2 separate regions of the Homo sapiens genome follow, and region 2 is linked to region 1. The links are chromatin contacts, found by Hi-C or POLR2A ChIA-PET in ENCODE. All regions are on one chromosome and are shown on one strand. The core of a region is the stretch at or near the end of the contact, and the rest is flanking DNA. Distances in the headings are between cores, read along the strand shown.

Evidence for each region. Hi-C counts contacts between places; a loop is a spot of excess contacts on that map. ChIA-PET counts read pairs that join two places held with the same protein, here RNA polymerase II (POLR2A). Pooled maps may share reads with other maps.
Region 2: a map of B cell shows a loop between it and region 1 (3-fold over the local background). The contact joins the promoter of QPRT here to the enhancer-like site in region 1. A Hi-C loop is called at or near these places in 9 of 168 maps with a recorded cell type or tissue (B cell, CD14-positive monocyte, CD4-positive, alpha-beta T cell and 6 more), 18 of 37 single-sample maps with no recorded cell type and 12 of 50 pooled maps. POLR2A ChIA-PET finds 5 or more read pairs at or near these places in 25 of 52 experiments (AG04450, CD4-positive, alpha-beta T cell, CD8-positive, alpha-beta T cell and 20 more).

Annotation. Positions count from the first base shown.
Region 1 is chr16:29,642,647-29,647,806 of GRCh38, forward strand. No RefSeq gene overlaps it. Among named protein-coding and RNA genes, the nearest start is that of SPN, 18 kb to the right of the region's middle. RefSeq lists enhancers at 679-798, 919-978, 1,935-2,204, 3,102-3,396. Within about 2 kb of position 3,170, at least 5 of the 41 ENCODE cell types and tissues checked have a DNase peak (open chromatin) inside an H3K27ac peak, as active enhancers do; they include B cell, CD14-positive monocyte and GM12878, where a contact is called at or near this core.
Region 2 is chr16:29,677,079-29,682,238 of GRCh38, forward strand. It overlaps QPRT (quinolinate phosphoribosyltransferase), which reads left to right and starts at 2,102. Exons shown (of 4, transcript NM_014298.6): 1 at 2,102-2,132. The coding sequence starts at 2,120. RefSeq lists enhancers at 1-107, 108-607, 2,146-2,647.

The DNA.
Region 1 (5,160 bases), core at 1,920-4,419:
ACTCGTTTTTCGTTGTTTTTTTTTTGAGACGGAGTGTCGCTCTGTCGCCCAGACTGGAGTGCAGTGGCACGATCTTGGCTCACTGCAAGCTCCGCCTCCTGGGTTCATGCAATTCTCCTGCCTCAGCCTCCTGAGTAGCTGGGACTACAGGCGCTCGCCACCACGCCTGGCTAATTTTTCGTATTTTTAGTAGAGACGGGGTTTCACCGTGTTAGCCAGGATGGTCTCGATCTCCCGACCTCGTGATCTGCCCGCCTCAGCCTCCCAAAGTGCTGGGATTACAGGCGTGAGCCATGGCGCCTGGCCACTCTTTTTTTTTTTTTTTTTTTTAACTTTGAGATAGAATCTTGTTCTGTCACCCAGGTTGAAGTGCAGTGGCATAATCCTATCTCACTCCAAACTCAAACTCCTGGGTTACAGCAATCCTCCCACTTCAGCCTCCCAAGTAGCTGGGACCACAGGCACATGCCCCCCTGCCTGGCTAATTTTTAAAATTTTAAGTAGAGATAGGGTCTCACCGTGTTGCCTAGGCTGGTCTCAAACTCCTGGGCTCAAGTGATCCTCCCACCTTGGCCTCCAAAAGTGTTAGGGTTACAGGCATGAGCCATGGTGCCTGGTGACACTCACTCTTGAGTTGAGCTCACACAGACCCCTGGCTTTAAATATCATCCAAATGTTGATGTCCCCCAAGTTTTCATCTTCACTGCAGACCTCTTCTGTGAGCTTCAGAACTGCTCACTTGAAACTTCCCCTTGGGTGTCTGACAGGCAACACAAACTTAACATGTCCCAACATGAACTTTTTTTTTTTGAGACAGAATCTTGCTCTGTTGCCCAGGCTGGAGTGCAGTGGCCTGATCTTGGCTCACTGCAAACTCCGCCTCCCAGGTTCAAGTGATTCTCCTGCCTCAGCCTCCCGAGTAGCTGAGATTACAGGCACGTGCCACCACACCCGGCAAATTTTTTGTATTTTTAGTACAGACAGGGTTTCACCCTGTTGGCCAAGCTGGTTTCAAACTCCTGAGCTCAAGCGATCTGCCTGCCTCTGCCTCCCAAAGTGGTAGGATTACAAGTGTGAGCCACCGTGCCCGGGCCCAAAATGAACTCTTTATCTTCTCCCCCATACCTGCTCCTCCTGCAGCCTTCCCATATCAGAATACAACAATTCTATTCTTACAGTTGGTGTGGCCGAAAACCTTGGTGTTGTCCTCAATCCTCTCTCACACATCCCCAAATCCAATCTGTCAAGAAACCCTGGTGATCACTTGAGCCCAGGAGTTTGAGACCAACCTGGGCAGCATAGCAAGACCCTGTCTCTACAAAAAATACAAAAATCAGCGGCAGGGCGCAGTGGCTTACGCCTGTAATCCCAGCACTTTGGGAGGCTGAGGCAGGCAGATCACAAGGTCAAGAGATCAAGACAATCCTGGCCAACATGGTGAAACCCCGTCTCTACTAAAAATACAAAAATTAGCTGGGCATGGTGGCACGTGCCTGTAGTCTCAGCTACTTGGGAGGCTGAAGCAGGAGAATTGCTTGAACCAGGGAGGCAGAGGTTGCAGTGAGCCAAGATCGTGCCACTACCCTCCAGCCTGGTGACAGAGCAAGACTCTGTATCAAAAAAAAAAAAAAAAAAAAAAAAAAAAGCTGGGCATGATGGCACACACCTGTGGTCCCAGCCACTCAGGAGGCTAAGGTGGGAGGGTCGCTTCAGCCCAGAAGTTGGAGGCCGCAGTGAGCCATAATTGCACCAGTGTACTCCAGTCTGGGCCACAGAATAAAACTCTGTCTCTAGAAAACAGAACAAAACAAAGTTGAAGCTCTCTAAACTCTCCACACTGACTCAGAGTGAAAGTGCTAATAATGACCTAAAGCCGTGCCCTATGGCCCCCTTTCCTCTTGACTTCGCTTTTCATGCACTCTGCTCCAGCCATACTGGCCTCCTTGGGCTTCCCAGAACACGCGAAGCAGGACCCAGGTTAGGGCCTTTGAACTGGCTTTGTTTGTCCGTGGGATTCCCCATGAACATCTCATGGCTGCTCCCTCTCTTCCCTCAAGTCTCCCCTCAGATGTCCCCTTCTCAGAGACATCAGCCTGTAGAAAGGAGCACTTCCTTCCCCCACTTTCCTGCGTGATGTTTCTCCATGATGCCTGCTTCCTACATATGTAGAGTCTGTCTCACTCCGGAGAAGGCTACCTCCAAGAGGACAGGTGACTGGCCCTTGATTTCATTAATTGTCACAATCCTATGCCGGACACATGGTTGGTGTTCAACAAATATTTGCGGAATTAAAGAACAAATTAATAATGTTGTGAGATAAATACTCTGTGCCCATTTTTCTTTACTTTTTAATATATTTTTTAAATCTAGAGAGACAGGGTCTCCCTATGGTCCCCAGGATGGCCTCAAAACTCCTCCTGCCTTGGCCTCCTTGGCTGGGATTACTGGACTACTACTGTGCCACCATGCCTGGCTCTTCTTTTCCTTTTACTATGCCCATTTTAAAGGTGAGGAAAACTGAGACTCAGAAATGTTCCCAAGGGCACACAGTGAGTGGTGGCTGCCTTCAGGTTGGTCTGACTCCAGTGCCCAAGCCTTTCTCAGGAGTGGTGTGTTGCCCATCAGCCATTATATCCATGACATCAACTGGCATAAGATATGTTCTTATATGAAAATTAATTTTAGAAGTGAGTGTCACGAAATATTGACCTTCTCTAAGGAACTAGTTCTTATAGTCAAAAAGGAGGAACTTATGTAAATTTTCCCTTTCAGGGCCAGCCCCAGGAAGTTCAGAGCCTAATGTGGTGTTCATTCTATTAATTTTTTCTTACCCTGGGACTTTTTTCTTTCTTTCATTTATGTTAACCTAATCACCAGCTGCTTCCTGTTCCTTAGGAAATAGCTAAGTCGTACATGACACTTTTGGGGTTCCAGTGTGCCCGGCATGGGTTTTCTTTCATTGGGCAGGCACTAGGTGGGCTTTTCAGCCTGAAGACGCATGTTTCTCATCAGAGTGAGAATGATCTCTGATCATTCTCCTTCTTCCATTTCTTGGGTTCTCTCTTCCTGGCACTCCTATTGGTTAGCTTTTGGGCCTCTTGGATTGCCTGGCTGTGTCTCTGTGGCAAAGACTACTCATTATCCAAAATCCAATGAGCCCTTCTTCCCCAAGAACATGGTGGAACTGCATGTCCCAGCCTCCCTTGCAGTAGGCATGGTCATGTGACTAAGTTTCCACCAATAGAATGTGAGGAGGTGATGTATGTGACTTCTGGTCTTTGGCCTTAGGAAGTAGGCCAGCTTCATACTCTCCATTCCTGCTGGCTGGAGATCCCCACAACAGATTCAAACGTGCAGGTGACAAACGGTGCCCTACCGATGGCAGAAAAGTGATGAGGAAGGGCCCTTGGTCCCTGAGCAATGAGAGAAGCAGAGCTGCCTCCCTAACTACCACCATTTCACTTGAACATGTCTCTTCTTTTGTTTATTTATTTATTTGTTTTTTGCAGACACGTCTCTTCTTTTTTTTTTTTGAGATAGAGTCTCACTCTGTCCCAGGCTGGAGTGCTGTGGCACAATCTCGGCTCACTGCAACCTCTGCCTTCTGGGTTCAAGTGATTCTCCTGCTTCAGCCTCCCAAGTAGCTGGGATTACAGGCATGCGCCACCATGCCTGGCTAATTTTTGTATTTTTAGTAGAGACGGGGTTGGCCAGGATGGTCTCACACTACTGACCTCATGATCCACCCACCTTGGCCTCCCAAAGTGCTGGGATTACAGGTGTGAGCAACTGCGCCCGGCCGACACGTCTCTTCTTTAAGCCGCCACTTATTGGATCTCTATGTTAGAGCGGCAGTCTCATATATTTTCTCTCATATTTTCTTCTCCACCCCTACACCTTCTGGGAGTTCTATTTTCTGGGATAATTAATTAATTAATCAATTTTTGAGATGGGGTCTCACTCTGTCCCAGGCTGGAGTGCAGTGGAGCGATCTTGGCTCACTGCAACCTCTGCCTCCTGGGTTCAAGCTATTCTCCTGCCTCAGCTTCCTGTCTCAAACTCCTGACCTCGTGATCCACCTGCCTTGGCCTCCCAAAGTGCTGGGATTACAGGCGTGAGCCACCGCGCCCAGCTTTATTTATTTTTTAAATTTTTTATTCTTGAGACAGAGTCTCACTCTGTCACCCAGGGTGGAGTGCAGTGGCATAATCTTGGCTCATGGCAACCTCCGCCTCCCGGGTTCAAGCGATTTTCCTGCCTCAGCCTCCCAAGTAGCTGGGATTACAGACGCCTGCCACCACACCTGGCTAATTTTTGTATTTTTAGTAGATGGGGTTTTGCTACGTTGGCCAGGCTGATCTCGAACTCCTGACCTCAGGTGATCCGCCTGCCTTGGTCTCCCAAAGTGCTGGGATTACAGGCATGATCCACCACACCTGGCAGTTTTCTGGGATAATTTATTAACTTTTTATTACAACACTTCCTGTTTGTGTTTGTACAGATGAGGCCTTGCTATATTACCCAGGCTGGTCTTGAACTTCTGGCCTCAAGCCATTCTCCTTGGCCTCCCAAACTGCAGGAATTACAGGAGTGAGCTACTGTGCCCAGCTTCTTTATTCTAATGCTTTTAGTAATTCAGTATCATAGCTTTAATTTCTAAGAATTCAGTCTTTGCTCTATTTATTTATTTATTTGAGATGGAGTCTCACTCTGTCGCCCAGGCTGGAGTGCAGTGGTGTGATCTTGGCTCACTGCAACCTCCTCCTCCTGGGTTCAAGCGATCCTCCTGCCTCAGCTCCCAGAATAGCTGGGACTACAGGTGCCTGCCACCACACCCGGCTAAATTTTTTTTTGTATTTTTAGTAGAGACAGGGTTTCACCTTGTTGGTCAGGCTGGTCTCGAACTCCTGTCCTTAGGTGATCCACCTGCCTCAGCCTCCCAAAGTGCTGGGATTACAGGCGTGAGCCACTGTGCCTGGCCTCTTTCTTTTTTATAACACCCTGTTTTTATTGTAACATAGTGTAGCAATTTTTTTTTTCTTTGAGATGGAGCCTTGCTCTGTCGCCCAGCTGGAGTGCAGTAGTGGATCTCGGTTTAACTGCAACGTCCGCCTCCCGGGCTCAAATGATTCTCCTGCCTCAGCCTCCCGAGTAGCTGGG
Region 2 (5,160 bases), core at 852-3,351, 33 kb after region 1:
TCTCGATCCGTCACGCCAGCCCCAGTCCCGGCAGTCAGGTGCGGCAGAGAAAGCAAAGGGAGAAGGCTGGGAAGATGCAAGTGAATTTAGCGACTAGCAGTCCCTGTGAGCAACTGTAGCAAGAAGGGTTTCCAATGAAGAAAGGAAGGCCCTGGGCCAGGCGCGGTGGCTCATGCCTGTAATCCCAGCTCTTTGGGAGGCAGAGGCGGGTGGATCACCTGAGGTCGGGAGCTCAAGACTAGCCTGACCAACATAGAGAAACCCCGTCTCTACTGAAAAAAAATACAAAATTAGCCGGGTGTGGTGGCGCATGCCTGTAATCCCAGCTATTCGGGAGGCTGAGGCAGGAGAATCGCTTGACCCCGGGAAGCGGAGGTTGCAGTGAGTCGAGATCACGCCATTGCGCTCCAGCCTCGGCAACAAGAGCGAAACTCCATCAAAAAAAAAAAAAAAAGGAAGAAAGAAAGGCCCTGGCAGTTCTTGGACAGGAACTTGCCTGAAGTCCCAGTCCCGGTGACTGGTGGTTTCCCCACTTTCTGGTTCAGAAGCTGGGCTCTAAGCTGTCTGTGCCCTTAAAGTTCCTTGGAAAGAGGGAAGGGAAGGGAAGTGGATATTAGGTGAGTTCCTACTCTGTTTCATTTGCAGAGTTTTCTCATTGATTCTCAGTTGGACCCATGAGGTAGATGTTATGCCATTACATTTTTTTTTTCTTTAGAGACAGGGTCTCTCTCTGTCACTCAGGCTGGACTGCAGTGGCACGATCACGGCTCACTGCAGCTTTGAACTCCTGGGCTCAAGTGATCCTCCCATCTCAGCCTACAGGTGTGCACCACTGTACTTAGCTAATTTCTTTTTCTTTTTTCTTTTTTTGGGAGAGATGGGATCTCTGTATGTCTCTATGATGCCCACACTGGTCTCAAACTCCTGGCCTCAAGCGATTCTCCTGCCTTGGCCTCCCAAAGCACAGGGATTACAGGCATGAGTCGCTGTGCCCAGCCTGTTATGCCGGGTTTTTTTGTTTTGTTTTGTTTTTTGAGACAGAGTCTCGCTCTGTCGCCCAGGAGTACAGTGGCATGATCTTGGCTCACTGCAAGCTCCACCTCCCGGGTTCACACCATTCTCCTGCCTCAGCCTCCCGAGTAGCTGGGACTACAGGCGCCCACCACCACACCCGGCTAATTTTTTGGTTTTTTAGTAGAGACGGGGTTTCACCATGTTAGCTGGGATGGTCTCGATCTCCTGACCTCGTGATCTGCCTGCCTCAGCCTCCCAAAGTGCTGGGATTACAGTCGTGAACCACTGCATCCGGCCTGTTATGCCGTTTTTTAAATTAATTAATAAATTTATTTATTTATCTTGAGACAGAGTCTCACTCTGTCACCCAGGCTGGAGTGCAGTGGCATGATCTCGACTCACTGCAACCTCCACCTCCGGGGTTCAAGTGAGTCTCATGCCTCAGCCTCCTGAGCAGCTGGGATTACAGGCGGCCGCCACCATGCCCGGCTAATTTTTGTATTTTTAGTAGAGATGGGGTTTCGCCATGTTGGCCAGGCTGGTCTCAAACTCCTGACCTCAGGTGATCAACCTGCCTCTGCCTCCCAAAGTGCTGGGATTACAGGCGTGAGCTCCTGTGCCCGGCCCTGTTATGCCATTTTAAAGCTAAGGAAACTGAGGCACAGAAAAAGGTAAAAAGGTACTTGAGATCAAAAAGGATGGAGTTAGGATTTGAACCCAGGTCCAGGGCCCATGATTTTCCCAGCACACCATCCAAAATGCCTGCCTGCCCTCACCAGGGAGCACATGCTTACATTCACAGCCTTGGACCCTGGGTTAGGGCCAGGAGGGCTGGGTGTTGGGTGAGAACAGGGCCTCGGGCTCCTTCACTGGCTGGGGCAGGGCTTCTGAGTTCCCCATCAGAGCCCCTCCTCTGACTTTCAGGGCCTGCTGAGGAATCTGCAGGCCTGGCAGAGGACAGGAGGGAGGCTTGGGGAGCCTGGGAAGGGCCGGCTGACAGCTTGATGGGCCCTCCCTCCCTCCACAGTCCCACCCCCAGCCTGGGGCCTCTGGGAGCCTTGGTCCTGAGCAGCCAACACACCAGCCCAGACAGCTGCAAGTCACCATGGACGCTGAAGGTAAAGGGACACTCTCTCTGCCATGTCCCTGCACCCATCCCCCCACTGCCTACCCCTGCCCCCACCCTGGCTTGTCTCAGCCCCTTGTTGCCTCCTCTGGAGTCATCTCTCCTCTGGTCCCGCCATCGACTCCCTTACCTACCCCATGTCCCTGCAGCCTTGCTCAACCCCCAGAGGCCCCTTCTCACTCTTCTTTCTCCTGTGTTGAGTCCCCAAGGAGCTCTGGGGAAGGAAGGGGCTTAAGCCCTAGAAAAGGGCAGGGTGGCCTGGAGGAGGTGGCGTCTCCTGGGGGCAGTGGGGGCCGGAAGTGGGAGGCTGGTTGGGGGAGCAGCATGGACTTCTGCTCTCGCTGGTAGCTCGGGAGAAGCAGAGACAAAGTCCTGTCCCTTCTGCAGCTGGGTGGGGGAGGGGGCTTGAGTCCCGTGATTCCCTGCCTGGAGGGAGCTGTATGCAAACTGTTGGGGTGATCAGTCCCAACCCCCAACCATGAAGTCCGGTGGCAACAAAGGAATGAGAAAAGACAAGTTAAGATTTAAAGCAGCCCCAGGGGGCCAGTTGCTAAAGTGAAGGCTGCAGAGCCCTGGTTGCCTGATAATTTATTGAGTACAATCTTTTGATCTAAGAAGCAGATGGTACGGGGTGAAACGGTGAAGGTGGGGGTGTGCGCGTCATTTGAAAGATGTATAGCCGTGGTGGTTTATGTGAATTTCCTTTAAGCTCAAAGCATATGTCTAACTACTAAGATAATCTTTTTTTTTTTTTTTTTTGAGACGGAGTCTCGCTTTCCCCCAGGCTGGAGTGCAGTGGCGTGATCTCGGCTCACTGCAAGCTCCGCCTCCCGGGTTCATGCCATTCTCCTGCCTCAGCCTCCCGAGTAGCTGGGACTACAGGCGCCCGCCGCCACGCCTGGCTAATTTTTTGTATTTTTAGTAGAGACGGGGTTTCACCATGTTAGCCAGGATGGTCTCATTTCCCAACCTCGTGATCCGCCCGTCTCTGCCTCCCAAAGTGCTGGGATTACAGGTGTTAGCCACCGTGCCCGGCCAACTAAGATAATCTTTAACTTATTGGGCTGCAGCTGGTGGGAGTGGGTTTTACAAGGAGCCAGGATGTCTGGTCACATTCCAACGCTTCAAGGAAGTGTTTCAGCCCAGAGCATTCTGTGTAAAGCCGCAGAGCAGGTCATGTTCACTGGCCTGGGGACACAATGGCAATAAGGAGGTGATTCTCCTCAGAGGCCCCCTATGGTGTTCCATAGGTGTCCTACACAGGGGTGGCTGACTAAACTGGCGCCCCGTAAACCCTTCCACCAGCACAAACCCAGGGGTCCATGCTCTACGCTCAGAAGGCTCCACCAGGGATGGGGCTGTGTGACCATGGGTGGGTCCTGGCTTCTCAGAGTCCCGTTTTCTTCCATCTGTAAAATGACAATAATAGTTCCCTGCTCTGGCCCGCCACGGTGGCTCACGCCTGTAATCCCAGCACTTTGGGAGGCTGAGGTGGGTGGAGCACTTGAGGTCAGGTGTTTGAGACCAGCCTGGCCAACATGGTGAAACCCCGTCTCTACTAAAAGTACAAAAATTAGCCGAGTGTGGTGGTGCGCACCTGTAATCCCAGCTACATGGGAGGCTGAGGCAGGAGAATTGCTTGAACCCCAGTGGCGGAGGTTGCAGTGAGCTGAGACCAGGCCTCAGCACTCCAGCCTGGGCGACAGAGCGAGACTCCATCTCAAAAAAAAAGGAAAATAAATAGTTCCCTGCTCAGAAGGTTGTGGGGAGGACAGAGGATGGGAGGCACAGGTGCTTAGACCCTCCTCCATGTTTGAGGTGCCTGCTGGCCCCATACACCCGGTCCCTCTGGCTCCACTGTGGAACCAGCTCTCAGGGGTCCCATGCAGGATGCCACGCCAAACACCTTTCAATCTCCATTGTGTCTTTCTCTTTTGAAACAACGCCGACCTGGATGTGAATCCTGACTGCCACTCAGCAGCAGTGGAAACCCTGGCAAGTTTTGTAACCTGTAGAAGCCCGTTTCCACATCTGGACAATGGAGTTGGTGGCACTGGTCTCACGGGGTTGTAATGAAGATTAAATACCTTAGCAGATGTCAAGGGGTCTCGACCTGATTCCTTCAGAGCCAGGATTCTTTACTGAGGGATCAGGGATGGGCTCTGGGGGAGTTCATGAACCCCAGAATTTGCAGGTGAAATTGTGTGTCTTTGTGAGAACACGGTTACGCATTTTTCTGGGAAGGAGATCCATAATTTTCATCAGATCCAGATTCTTTTTTTTTTTTTTTTTTTTTGAGACAGAGTCTCGCCCTGTTGTCCAGGCTGGAGTGCAGTGGCATGATCTTGGCTCGCTGCAACCTCTGCCTCCCGGGTTCAAGCGATTCTCCTGCCTCAGCCTCACGAGTAGCTGGGACTACAGGCATAAACCACCATGCCCGGCTAATTTTTGTATTTTTAGTAGAGATGGGGTGTCACCATGTTGGCCAGGCTAGCAGATCCAGATTCTTTTTTTTTTTTTTTCGAGATGGAGTCTGACTCTGTCACCAGGCTGGAGTGCAGTGGCAGGATCTCGGCTCACTGCAACCTTCACCTCCCAGGTTCAAGTGATTATCTTGCCTCAGCCTCACGAGTAGCTGGGACTACACGTGCTTCAGGCACTTGCTGCCATGTCCAGCTAATTTTGTAGTTTTAGTAGAGACAGGGTTTCACCATGTTGGCCAGGATGGTCTCGATCTCTTGACCTTGTGATCTGCCTCCTCGGCCTCCCAAAGTGCTGGGATTACAGGTGTGAGCCACCGCACCCGGCCTCTTTTGTTTTTTAGACGGGGTCTTGTTCTGTCACCCAGGCTGGTTGGTGTGCAGTAACATAATCATAGCTCACTGTTTGTAGCCTCCAACTTCTGGGCTCAAGTGGTCCTCCTGCCTCAGCCTGTGGAGTAGCTGGGACTGCAGGCGTGTGCCACCACACCTGGCTAATTAAAATAAATTTTTTTTTTTTTTAGAGATGGGTTCTTGCTG